3 separate regions of the Homo sapiens genome follow, and regions 1 and 3 are each linked to region 2. Evidence: chromatin contacts called from ENCODE Hi-C or POLR2A ChIA-PET data. All regions are on one chromosome and are shown on one strand. The core of a region is the stretch at or near the end of the contact, and the rest is flanking DNA. Distances in the headings are between cores, read along the strand shown. Region 1 holds the start of SLC25A5 (solute carrier family 25 member 5). Region 2 holds the start of STEEP1 (STING1 ER exit protein 1). Region 3 overlaps SEPTIN6 (septin 6).

Region 1 (4,257 bases), core at 1-2,500, 97 kb after region 2:
ATCTGCAGTGATCTGCTTGCTGGCATGCTGCACCTAACAGACAGGAAGGAAGCCAACAGGGACAGTTATAACCATGGGGAAGGGAAAGAGAAGAGCTTATGCCATCTCGATCAATGCCCTTTAAGGTAGGCTCCCCTCTCTCAAATCTAGTCTTCGTATATCATACTGGCTGGACCCTCCCAACCCTCTGAGGCTGTCACAGGGGAAGAGGTGATCTGCACCAGTAGCATTAAGCCTCCACCCCTCTGAGTGGAGAGGGGGCATCCTCCAGCGGACCCGTGACCTTCAGACCTAGGAGAAAGGTCATTACCTCAAACCCAGGTTCAGAGGCATTAGGGCGAGTCCCACATAGGGCGCGGTCACCTTGGGGACCGCAGCCTACGCCTCAAGTCTCCTGAGCTGCTTCCGTCTCGCTCCGCCCCCACTCCGCTCCCAGAGGTGACCCGAGCGCCGCCGCCGCCAGCCCTACACGCTAGCCCAGGAGCGCCCTCTAGAGCCGGCACTGGAGAGCGCGCGGCGCAGGGAGGCAGGCGGAGACGCGGCGGCAGCGGCCGCGGCTGCGCGGGGGCGGACGTAAAAGGCACACGCGCTTCCCGGCGCCGGCTTCCGGCCCGGCGAGGTTTGAGCGCGTCCGCGGGCTGGGAGGCCGCTGGACCCGGGCGCATGGCCTCCCCCGGGCAGTTATCTCCTTGCCGCGACCTTGAGGTCTTCGGTAAGAACTGGCGTTCCTCTTTCTAACGCCGGCTTTCGGCCTTCGCCCTTGACGCCCAGGCCCGGGGAGGCCGTCACTCAGAAACTGCTCCATCCGAGTCCGCCGCCTCGGAGATGCCGAGAGCCTGGTCCTGCCCTCTGCCCCCGGCCCCTTCCTAGACTCACTACTTCAGGTCACTAAAGGCGCCTCCCACCAGTTTGACTTCTGTTCTGCCTCTGCGCCCCGCTCTGGCCTCTCCTAAGCCGCTTCCCTGGCCATGTCTTTAGAGTTCGCTCCCCGCCACCCCTCGGGCGCCCGCCTTCTGTGCGACCCTTCCCCCCACTTCCTGGTTGGGCTCCTGGATCCCAGGACGTACCTGCAGCAGCAGCTTGACCCGCTCGATGGGCGCTACCGCCGTCTTGGAGATGGCTGCGGCCACTCCACCTGCCAGGAAGTCCTTGGCGAAGGACACAGCGGCATCTGTCATGTTGAAAGAGGAGGCAGACTGCTGCAGGACGGGACTGGGCCGGGAACCGGCTTTGACTCCGGCGCTGCGGGGCGGAGCGAAGCAAATGGCCGATTTATATAGGGGGAGCCGGAGCTGGAGCGGCAGGCGTCGGAGGCGGGGCCGGGGCGGGGTCTGGGCCCCGGCGCGCTGGGCGGCAGAGCCGCTGAGTGGCCCAGCTCGCAGGAGGAGGAGTCGTGGAGGGCGGGCCGGGACTGCTCTCCGCGCCGCCCGTGCTCGCCCTCGGCACCTGACCCGGCGAGAGGAAGGGGCGGGTCCAGAGAACACCCGGGACTTGAACGCTGGACCCTGAGAGAGGCCTCGGAGAGGGGAGGAAGGGTGAGGTCACGATGTGCCTGGACAAAAACCCTTGGAGCAGGACCAGGACTAGGGTGAGACGCATTTGCTACAGGGATGCCAAAAGAACCCTTCAGTCATCGAGATAAACAGTAGTCAATGCGATACTTTAAAAAAGTCGTATGGGCAAACTACATCCTACTGGCCGGCCCCCTTGTTTTGTAAATAAAGTTTAATTGGAGTGTCAAGGCTGGGTTTAGGGTGAGGCAAGCGAGACAAGGTCATGCAAGTGCAGGTTGGGATCCTGTCTGTATTTCAAATGTTGATCATTTGTTCATCATGGATTTTTGCATTGCTTCTGATTTTTTTAAAATAGTACATGAAAAATCATTTGTCTTAATTACTGAGTTGTTTTTCACCAAGGTGAATGCCTCACTCTTCCCACTCTAGACCGTGTGCTGTCCTGGAGCCAGTGAAACCAGACGAAATTAAGGGAACAGCAGACGAAGGAACTGCCACCGTGCCCCAGACCCTGGTTTGCAAATACAGTTCGACAAAGATCTTGCCAGGAATTGGCCTGGGAGAGTCCAAAGGACTGGGCTGGGGGTGGGGAAATGATTTTAGCCAGAAGACAAATATAGAGGTTGTACCCAGAAGGTTAAGAGGCTTAGGAAGGTTAAGAACTACGTTAACATTTGGCTCCCAGGACCCCAGGTAAAGTGCCCTTGGATTGAATAGATTTCTGAACTCCAGAAACATTTAGAGGAATCAATAGAATTAGATTGGCAGCCATTGTGCCAATGGACAAGTGCTTACTGAGCCCCTTAATCCCTTCACTGGGTAAGCATTTGCCACACATGTCCTCAAAAACCTACTTGTTAGCTTAAGTGGACTCCCTCAAGTTCAGAACAGGAGCAAATAGTGTAATCACAAGTTCCGTGTCTGAATAATCATAACAATGTTTATAAAAATAAGGACGACTGTTGAAAACTGCAACTGCAGCTGAACCTTATGTGCCCAGACTTCAGAATTCCCATAGGCAAAATGCCAGCAGGCCTTTGCACACTGAACACATAGTGTTCATATCCTTCACTTTCCTTTCCTGCCCTCTCCTATCTTCTCCAGATCTGCCTGTGAAAGGACCCAATTCTAGGACCCCCCAGGATGGTTAGGCCCTTCCTCTGAAAGTACACTTTGCAATTTGTTAGTCTCCTCAAGAACCCCAGCGATCGAAACTGATGCACACAAATTGCATGTGTTCAAAGGAGCAATTTTGAATCTAGCTTTGTTGATCCTGGGAGAAATCTTTGACCTGTGTTAGTGAAAGGCTATGGTGTTTCTCAGCTGATTATAATAGCGAGGTAGCTGAATGCAAAAAAACAGTTTCAGAGAATGGTAGAGTATATCCTCCAAAGGTGATACTCGCTTCTCTATTCTGGTGAGAGAAACAAGAGCTAAAGCAAAATTCTACAGAGGGCTTTATTTGGAGAGAGGTGGATTTTATTTATAATGCATTTAAAATTCAAAATCTTTCTAGTTTGAACTCTTGACATTCTGATTAATGCATTTTTATTCAACTGTTAATTATTCCTCGATACACCTCGCCATCACTTGTGTATCCCTTTTCTACATGTGACCTTTCCCTGGCCACATCTGCTACTCTCTTTGAGCATGATGCCTCTACTGTATTCTATTCCAGAGCTCATTGTTTTGTCAGTTTTTTTTCTCTCCACAAAAAAAGATGATCAAATAATTACATAGAATTTTTCCCTTCTCAGTCTTTGGGTAACTAAGTGTGGTTTTATTGACGATGAAATACAAGATGGGTCATTTAAAAGCAACTTCTTGTCATCACTTGGTATTTTGCTAAATCCACGGTGAGCTGGAGCTCCCGTAGTCACCTATCACCGCGTGTATTTTAAGGAGTCAGATATTCTCGAAACTGTTAAGATCATGAAAGACAAAGAGACTAAGGAACTGTCACAGATTAAAGGAGACTAAAGATACTTGACAACTGAATGTAATATATGACACTCAACCGGCTCCTGTACCAGAAAAAGGACATTGGTTATATTGGTGAGGTTTGAATATCTGTAGATTACCAATACTATTCTTGGTTATGGTGGTTATGTAAGATTTAGAGAAGTTGAATAAAGGATATAAGGACATTTTTGTACTATTTTTGCAACATTTAAAAAAGTCTGAAAGTTTAAAAACTTTTTAAAAAAGAAGGAAAAAGAAACAAGGAGCAAGCATCCAGGAAAATAGAAAATAGAGTCTCATTCTGTCACCCAGGCTGGAGTGCAGCGGCACGATCATAGCTCACTGCAGCCTCAAACTCCTAGGCTCAAGTGATCCTCCCACCTTAGCCTTCCAAATTGCTGGGATTACAGGTATGAGCCACTGCACCCAGCCGAGAAGAATATTAATGATGATGATGATGATGATGATGATGATGTTGATAATGATATATGGCTGGTCAGTTAATCAAAACTAATTCCTCCATTGAGACATAGTGCTGTGTTAGTAATTATTGTGTTTCTGGAAGCTATGTAAAATATAAGTCTAATTAAGAGGAACTAAAGCTAAGGCAATGCCTAGTAATTCTCAAGGAAAAACAAGGAAGAGAGTCAGAAATGACACTTTTAAGGCCTCAGATATCTATGTACCAACACCCAGAATATGGGTAATAAAGGGAATGTAATTTTTTTTTTTTTGAGACAGAGTTTTGCTCTTGTCGCCCAGGCTGGAGTGCAATGGCGCG
Region 2 (4,391 bases), core at 1,400-3,899:
CAGCCTGGGCGAGAGAGCGAGACTCCATCCCCCGCCCCCCCCAAAAAGGAAAAAATAAAAATAAGCCTATAGTCAAAGTAAGTTTCTGAGTGGCTCCTTTGTTAGCCAACCAAGGAAAGTCATTTACTGATACTGAGCTAAATTGTGTTTGGCTGCAGAAGTCAAAGAAATAGGCTCAAGAAAAATAAAACTTGTGAAGACTATTCACCTTTCAGCAAGAACAGTGGCTCTAAGAGTTGAGGACATTGAAATCAACATCAAAACAAAAACAAACAAACAAAAAAGGGCAAGGCACGGTGGCTCACACCTGTAATCTCAGCACTTTGAAAGCCTGCAGCAGAAGGATTGCTTGAGCCCAACAGTTCAAGACTACCCTGGGCAACACAGCAAGACCTTGTCTCTACAAAAAAATTAAAAAAAAAATAGCCGATGTGGTGGTGTGCATGTGTGGTCCCAGCTACTAGGGAGGCTAAGGTGGGAGGATCACTTGAGCCCAGGAGTTTGAGGCTGCAGTGAGCTGTGATCATGCCACTGCACTCCAGCCTGGGTGACAGAGCAAGACCCTGTCTCAAAAACAAAAACAAAAACAAAGCAAATGATTTCAAGTGGTTTTCCTTGGCTCCTGATGAATGTTTACCAATATTACTCAGTTGTTGTTTTTTACTCAAGGAGTCAATGTTGACTTTAAAGTGACTGAAGAATTGGACCGGGCGTGGTGGCTCACGCCTGTAATCTCAGCACTTTGGGAGGCCGATGTGGGCAGATCACTTGAGGTGAGGAGTTTGAGATCAGCCTGACCAACATGGTGAAACCCTGCCTCTACTAAAAATACAAAAAAAAAAAAAAAAAAAAAAATTAGCCAGGCATGGTGGCATGTGCCTGTAATCCCAGTTACTCAGGAGGCTGAGGCAGGAGAGTTGATTGAACCTGGGCGGTGGAGGTTGCAGTGAGCCAAGATTGTGCCACTGCACTCCAGCCAGCCTGGGTGACAGAGCCAGACTCTGTCTCAAAAAAAAAAAAAAAAAAAAAAATTGGCCTGGGTGTATGGTCTTGTGTGGAACAACTGCAGATGAGAGTATTTCAAAGAAGTCAGGAAAACACTAATTCAATTCAGTCTAAAGCATAATTTGCTAAGATGTATTACAAATATGTATGGAGCAGAAAAGGTTTAGACAAATGTACAATACTTGTCAAAATGTAAGTTGTTTAAAATCCTGTAGTTATTAATTGTATTATTAAACAGCAGGTACTTTGCAACAAACAAACAAACAAACTTGAATCTGTCTTGTGTTATTCTTGACAGTAGTGTCAACAGTGAAGTTCAGCTGGGCGCGGTGGCTCACACCTGTAATCCCAGCACTTTGGGAGACCAAGGTGGGTGGATCACGAGGTCAGGAGTTCAAGATTTTAGAAAATTTGAATTTGAATTTGAATTCAAAATTTTAGAAAATTTTCTAAATGAGAAGAACCCCACCCTTGACCACTATTATTGAACATGAATAGTTTTAAAAAATGGCTTTTGCCATAGACTTAGTAATGTTCCTTAATGAATTTAACCTAAAATTACAAGGCAAAACAGTGTTTATACCTGAAACCTGTACTGCAGTAAAGTCATTCAATGACATCCCACATTGTTTGAATCACAAACAGTGTCAAGGTGCTTTAATCACTTCTCGTGCTGTCAAAAGTTAAAAATCCAGATTTATATTCCCACACAAATTTGCGGTGGAAGTATTCTTGTACATGAATGTTCATAGCAGCATTATCTATATAATAACCAAAAAGTGAAAACATCCCCGTTGTCTGCCAATTGATGAATGAACAAAATGTGATATATCCATATGATGAAATATTATTCAACCATAAAAAGGAAAGAAGTACTGTAACATGGATGAACCTTGAAAACATTATGGTAAATGAAAGAAGCCAGACAAATGGCCACATATTGTAGGATTCCATTTATATGAAATGTCCAGAATAGGCAAATCCATAGAGATAAAAAGTAGATTAGTGGTTGCCGTGGGCTGGGAAGGTGGGGGATGTGCGGGTCGTGGTGACTACTAATGGGTATAAGATTTCTTTTTGAGATGATGGAAATGTTCTGGAATTAGTGGTGATGGTTACACAACTTTGTGAATACACTAAAAAACACCCAATTACACATTTTAAAAGGGTGAATTTTATGTTACGTGAATTATATCAACTAAAAAATAAGATACCTAAAAAATTATGTACTCATCTGGAATAGTCATTAAAATCACAATCATATTTAGAAACACACCCAAATCAGTATCATATATATATATATATATATATAATATAAACTATATAATGCATAGTCCTTTATTTAGCTGGTCTTATATATACATATGTGTATATATACATATAAATGCATGCGTTATAGAAATGTAAAGAATTTATATAATATTAAGGGTGTTGTGAGAAAGCCCACCAATCTTCATTGAGAAGTGACTCCCAGATCACAGGAGTCCCAGCTAACTTGGCCAAGACAAAGTAGGTTCTGGGAGGCTCCAGGCGCACCCCCGTATATCTTAGCCTGATAGGACAGCCCGGAAGTTTATAAGACTTCTGCTAACACGTGACCAGCGTAGCCACAAGGAAAAGGTGCAAGGCGCACTCGTGACGTCATTTCGGGGCGACCCTCTTCTTGGCGTAGAGTTTTCAGATTGCTCTTGGGAATCATGCCGAAAGTAGTGTCTCGGTCAGTAGTCTGCTCTGACACTCGGGACCGGGAGGAATATGACGACGGCGAGAAGCCCCTCCATGTTTACTACTGTTTGTGCGGCCAGATGGTCCTAGTGCTGGGTGAGTAGCCGGGAACTGCGGGGGCGTCTGCAAGGAGCCAGACTTCGGGTTCTTGAAGGCGAATTTCCTCTGGCTGTGATCTGGGAGCCACTTCTCAACGAAGATTGGTGGGTTTTCTCTCTCCGACTAAATCCTCCCTACGCATCCCCGCCCCACTCCAGGGCATTTTTTTTTTTCCTGCTTTTTGTTTAGCCTTGTGACTCTGTATCCAGACCTTCCTCAAAACTAAACTCCTTCAGGAGAACAAAAATAGAAACACAAACATATTGTATTTCCCTCTTAATCCACTGTCTTCAAAAACTACTGCCTCTAGAAGCTTTATAACTTTTCTGCTGGATACCAAGATGCTGCAGTTGCTCTTACCTCACAGCAAACGAAAATAAAACCCTCCCTCGATCCTGTATTCCCCTCCAGCTATAACCCCATTTCGTTGCTTCTTTTATAGCAAAGCTTCTCAAAAGAGTTGCCTATATTGGCTGTCTCTGCATCCTGACTTCTAATTCTCTCCTGACCTCACTTCAGGTAGGCTTTCCTTCCCACCTCATCATCTTAACCGTATTTGGCTCCATGTTAACAGTTCTAGTGGTCAGTTATCAATGTTCATTTTAATTCTGTCAGTGGCATTTGACAGAGGTAATCATTTCATTCCTTTTGCAACATGTTTTTTATTTGCTTCCAAGACTCCATACTCACTTGATTTTCCTCCTACCTCGTATTTCCCCCCCCCCTTTTTTTTCAGATGGAGTCTCACTCTGCTGCCCAGGCTGGAGTGCAGTGGTGCAATCTCGGCTCACTGCAAGCTCTGCCTCCCGGATTCAAGTGATTCTCCTGCCTCAGCCTCCCGAGTAGCTGGGATTACAGGCGCCCGCCACCATGCCCGGCTAATTTTTGTGTTTTTAGTAGAGACGGGGGTTTCACTACGTTGGCCAGGCTGGTCTCGAACTCCTGACCTCGTGATCCACCCGCCTCGGCCTCCCAAGGTGCTGGGATTACAGGCGTGAGCCACCGCGCCCAGCCTTAGATTTTTCCCCTTGTCTGGCTCCCTTTTCTCTCTCAGACTTTTAGGCATTCCAAGGCCCTATAGCTCAGTACTCTCACCTGTTCTCACTCTGTACCCACCCCCTAGGTGATCTCATTCATTCCCAAGCTTTAAATACAACTGACATGCTGGTAACTCCCAGATGTTCATCTTTAACCTGCACCTCTCCTGAGACTCCAATTGCCTATTCAACATCTCCACTTGAATGTCTAATGGGCCTCTCAAATATATCGTGCTGAAAATTGAGTTCATGACCCTCTACACCCCCTCTCCAATTGCTCCTCTTATAGTCATCCCTATTGCAGTCAGTAGTACAACTATTCATCCAGTATCTCAGACCAAAACCTGGAATCAGTCTTGACTTCTGTCTGTCACGTACCTTACATCTGTCCAGTCCATCAGGAAATCCTGCAGGTGCTTTCGTGAAAATGTATGCAGGATCTGACTGCTTCTTACCACCTCCATTCCTTTTTCTTTTTGAGACAGAGGGAGTCTCACTCTGTCACCCAGGCTGGAGTGCTGTGGC
Region 3 (4,041 bases), core at 442-2,941, 100 kb before region 2:
AAGTGAAGTAACTCAGGAATGGAAAACCGAACATTGTATGTTCTCACTCATAAGTGGGAGCCAAGCTATAAGGATGCAAAGGCATAAGAATAACACAATGGACTTTGGGGACTCAGGGGGAAAGGGCGGGAAGGGGGTGAGGAATAAAAGACTACAAATTGGGTTCAGTGTATACTGCTCAGGAGATGGGTGCATCAAAATCTCACAAATCACCACTAAAGAACTTACTCATATAACCAAATACCACCTGTCCCCAAAAACCTATGGAAATAAAAAATAAAACAGAGACAGGGTCTATGTTGGTCAGGCTGGTCTCGAATTCCTGGCCTCAACTGATCCTCCTGCTTCAACCTCCCAAAGTGCTGGGATTACAGGCATGAGCCACTGCGCCCGGCCCCTCCACATTTTATAGATGAGGAAAGTAAGGTGCAGAGATGCTGAGGAACTGGTGCAAATTTACACAGCTAGTAAGTGGCTTGGTTAACCCATCTATAAATTGAGGACAAATAGTAACATCTTCCTCATGGGCTTGCTGTGAGGAATAAATAAGAAAATATATGTAAAAAACTTAGAGCAGTGTCTGTAAACAATAGCTGTTATTACCAACGCTCTCATTTTATAGAAAAAGAGACTGGGACCCAGAGAGGGGAAAGAGCTCAGTTCATGTCACAAAGTAACTTAGTGATAACCTGGCTAGAAGTCTTTTCTTTTTCTTTCTCTGTCTCTCTCTCTGTCTCTCTCTCTCTCTCTCTCTGTCTTTCCTTTCTTTCTTAGACAGGATCTCGCTCTGTCGCCCAGGCTGGAGTGTGGTGGTGAGATCTCTGCTCACTGCAACCTCCGCCTCCCGGGTTCAAACGATTCTCCACCCTCAGCCTCCTGAGTAGCTGGGATTACAGGAGCCTGCCACCATGCACGGCTAATTTTTGTATTTTTAGTAGAGACGGGATTTCACCATGTTAGCCAGGCTGGTCTCCAACTCCTGACCTCAGGTGATCTACCCGCCTCGACCTCCCAAAGTGCTGGGATTACAGGCCTGAGCCACCGTCCCGCAAGAGCATAGTTTGAAAAAAAACATATTTCGTAGTACTCATATATGTTTTAATTTTTTTTAAAACTATTGTTTCCAGAATACTATCTACATTAAGCAAAGTGAGATGAAATCCTCTTGGCTGGTGGAGCATGCGTTAAAAACCTTACTATCCACTTGGAGGAGCCCTGGGAGGGCTGGGGGAGGAGGAGTGAGAAATTGACCCCTCGGGACTCCTCAGGTTTCCTGCTGGAATCGAATTGCCAAGTCTCCACCTTCCTGCAGGGGTGTGGAATCTGCTGACCTGATCCCAGTTAGGTCACGTGTGCCTCCCCCTCACAACACACTCACACTCAGTACTGGGCCCAGGGCAGCCGTGGGAGGGGCAGCATCCTAGGATCAGGCTGGGTCTGTGCCAGTCATTGACAGAAAGCCTCCCCGACCCCCAGGCTCTACACTGATGGAAAACTGGAACAGGAGCTCTCGATAGCCATAGGATGAGCTCGCTTGATTTTCTGCCCTCTCTACTATTGCATTTATCTCAATTCCCTAGACACCCGGGTGTTCTTTTCTTCCAGACGTTCATTATTTGGCATCTAATTTCCACAGCGCTTTTGTGCCAGCAGGCATTTGGGTGGTCATTTCTCCTGCTGTTCCTCCCAGCTCCCTGTCCTGCCCTGCCCGGCCCCCATTCCTCCAGCTGTGCAAACAGGGTGGGTCCCTCAACGCTGCGGTGCTGCCCCTGAGGCCTTCTGTGTGAACCTTGGGTTAGGCACTCTCGGGGGTACTGGAAGATGGCCCATCTCCTGCTCTCTGAGAATTCTTAGGATCGGGGAGCCAGGGTGCCCACTCTGGGTGCTGGGGAAACAGGACCCCCACTCCCTAGGAGCTACAGGGCATTCGGCAGGGAGCTCATGCAACAGAAGGGTTTTGGGAGTTGGGGGTAAGGATGGTTCTGTTCCATGTGCTCCCTTCTGTTCCATGGGAGGGAGTTGGGGGTAAGGATGTACATGGAAAATTCATCAGGCACATAGGAAGATGAGCTAAACTGTAGCTCAAACCTCAGTGCCCTCGAGAGGGGAGGTGAGTTAGGATGTGGGAGCCACACTGTGTTCCCACCTCCAAGGTGCTGGCCCCGTTTGCAGTTAAGGTGCACCCCAACTTTGGGTGAGGTGGGGTGTGATACATTCCACTGCTTGGCCAAGTCTGCCACCTCCCATGGCAAAGGCCCCACCTCATAAAATTCTTCTTGGGACCCAAATACTTCCTGTTCCTTTAGGGGAGGAAAAAGGGGGCCTCTTCTTCAAGAGTCTTTGCTGCTAATGGATATAGCAGACCCTGGCTTGAAACATGATCTGTGTGAGGAACCATTTCCCCACACTCTGGCAATTTACCAAGTTAGTCAGACCTGGCTATGAAATTGGGCTGGGGGGCCGGGTAGCCAGACTGAATTGAATGTTCTCCTTGTTCTCCCTCCCTCTCCCTGTCTCCCTCCTCTCTCTTATCTCTTCTCTCTCTCTCCCTTCTCTCTGTCCACACACAGAAAACTCTCATCATACACAGATATTTTAAAAGGCACCTCCTGCATTCATAGCTCATTATTTGGGATAAAAGAAGCAGGCTAGACACACCCAGAGTGGGGAGGGGAGATGGAGCATTTTCAGTTCTGCATCATGTAGCTCTAACCGTAGCCCTGAACCACCCTGCAGATGTGTGCTTTTGGTCGCAAGGCGGGGTTTGGCAGGCCACAATTTGCCCAATGCAAACCCAGTCCCGACTGTGAAGAGAAGTCGAGGCTCACATTCCCCCTGGGTTGGGGAGAGGAGAGGGAAAAACAGGGATGATGATAGCGGAATAAATGGGAGAGTAGTCTTTGTCTTCAAAGGGCAGGCCAGAGTAATTAATGATATCCTCTCTTCGAAGTGCCTGCCTCTCTACTGACTCTTTTTTTTTTTTTTGAGATGGAGTCTCACTCTGTCGCCCAGGCTGGAGTGCAGTGGCGCGATCTCAGCTCACTGCAAGCTCCACCTCCTGGGTTCACGCCATTCTCCTGCCTCAGCCTCCCAAGTAGCTGGGACTACAGGCACCCACCATCACGCCTGGCTAATTTTTGTATTTTTTTAGTAGAGACGGGGTTTCACCGTGTTAGCCAGGATGGTCTCGATCTCCTGACCTCGTGATCCACCCACCTCGGCCTCCCAAAGTGCTGGGATTACAGGCGTGAGCCACCGCGCCTGGCCCTCTCTACTGACTCTTTAATTCCTGGTATTCCTGAGTCACTTGGGGTGGGCTGAGGGGTCAAATACAGCCTGGATCTGTAGAGATTATAAGCAGCGCCCAGCCCAGTTTGTGGCCTCATATCAGATTCCTGTTTAGCCCCCTTGTCACCAACTCCTGACTTCTTGTGATGTCCCATTCCCTGAAGTCTTGTTGGCTCCTGACAGTGGCTTGGTATCCCTTGATCTCCCAGGAATAAGCTTCCAAAACCTTCACCAGTCTGCCACAGCCTTTCCCCTACTGGTTTCCCTAGTGTGAAGTTCAAGACTTTTAAAATTCCAACAGTTTGACTTATTAGTATCTCGCAGCCTAGTAGTTAAACAAATAAATGGCTAGTTTGTTTAAAATTTAAGGATAAGGGCCGGGCACGGTGGCTCATGCCTGTAATCCCAGTACTTCGGGAGGCCGAGGCAGGTGGATCACCAGAGGTCAGGAGTTTGAGGCCAGCCTAGCCAACATGGTGAAACCCCATCTCTACTGAAAATACAAAAATTAGCAGGGCATGGTGGCAGGCACCTGTAATCCCAGCTACCTGGGAGACTGAGGCAGGAGAATCACTTGAACCCGGGAGGCAGAGGCTGCAGTGAGCCGAGATTGCGCCACTGCTCTCCAGCCTGGGCAACAGAGCGAGACGCTGTATCAAAAAAAAAAAAAAAAAAGAAGAAGAAGAAGAAGAATTTTTGTGGCCTGCTGGGTCTCCCCACCCCGCCCCTCTTAGTTAAAAACGGTCTCACTGA

The links. Hi-C counts contacts between places; a loop is a spot of excess contacts on that map. ChIA-PET counts read pairs that join two places held with the same protein, here RNA polymerase II (POLR2A). Pooled maps may share reads with other maps.
Region 1: a map of CD4-positive, alpha-beta T cell shows a loop between it and region 2 (4-fold over the local background). The contact joins the promoter of SLC25A5 here to the promoter of STEEP1 in region 2. A Hi-C loop is called at or near these places in 11 of 168 maps with a recorded cell type or tissue (B cell, CD4-positive, alpha-beta T cell, CD8-positive, alpha-beta T cell and 6 more), 14 of 37 single-sample maps with no recorded cell type and 27 of 50 pooled maps. POLR2A ChIA-PET finds 5 or more read pairs at or near these places in 16 of 52 experiments (A549, AG04450, CD4-positive, alpha-beta T cell and 11 more).
Region 3: a loop to region 2 is called in a pooled map, with 2.9 times the contacts of the local background. The contact joins the enhancer-like site here to the promoter of STEEP1 in region 2. A Hi-C loop is called at or near these places in 5 of 50 pooled maps. POLR2A ChIA-PET finds 5 or more read pairs at or near these places in 7 of 52 experiments (B cell, GM10248, H1 and 4 more).

Annotation. Positions count from the first base shown.
Region 1 is chrX:119,465,437-119,469,693 of GRCh38, reverse strand. It overlaps SLC25A5 (solute carrier family 25 member 5), which reads right to left and starts at 1,250. Exons shown (of 4, transcript NM_001152.5): 1 at 1,068-1,250; 2 at 1-33. The coding sequence starts at 1,178. SLC25A5-AS1 (SLC25A5 antisense RNA 1) reads left to right here and starts at 574. Exons shown (of 1, transcript NR_028443.1): 1 at 574-3,661. RefSeq lists silencers at 461-700, 1,191-1,570.
Region 2 is chrX:119,563,667-119,568,057 of GRCh38, reverse strand. It overlaps STEEP1 (STING1 ER exit protein 1), which reads left to right and starts at 2,649. Exons shown (of 7, transcript NM_022101.4): 1 at 2,649-2,826. The coding sequence starts at 2,703.
Region 3 is chrX:119,665,026-119,669,066 of GRCh38, reverse strand. The region is part of intron 2 of SEPTIN6 (septin 6); the gene reads left to right. Among named protein-coding and RNA genes, the nearest start is that of MIR766, 20 kb to the right of the region's middle. RefSeq lists an enhancer at 2,854-2,943. Within about 2 kb of position 1,691, at least 5 of the 41 ENCODE cell types and tissues checked have a DNase peak (open chromatin) inside an H3K27ac peak, as active enhancers do; they include B cell, where a contact is called at or near this core.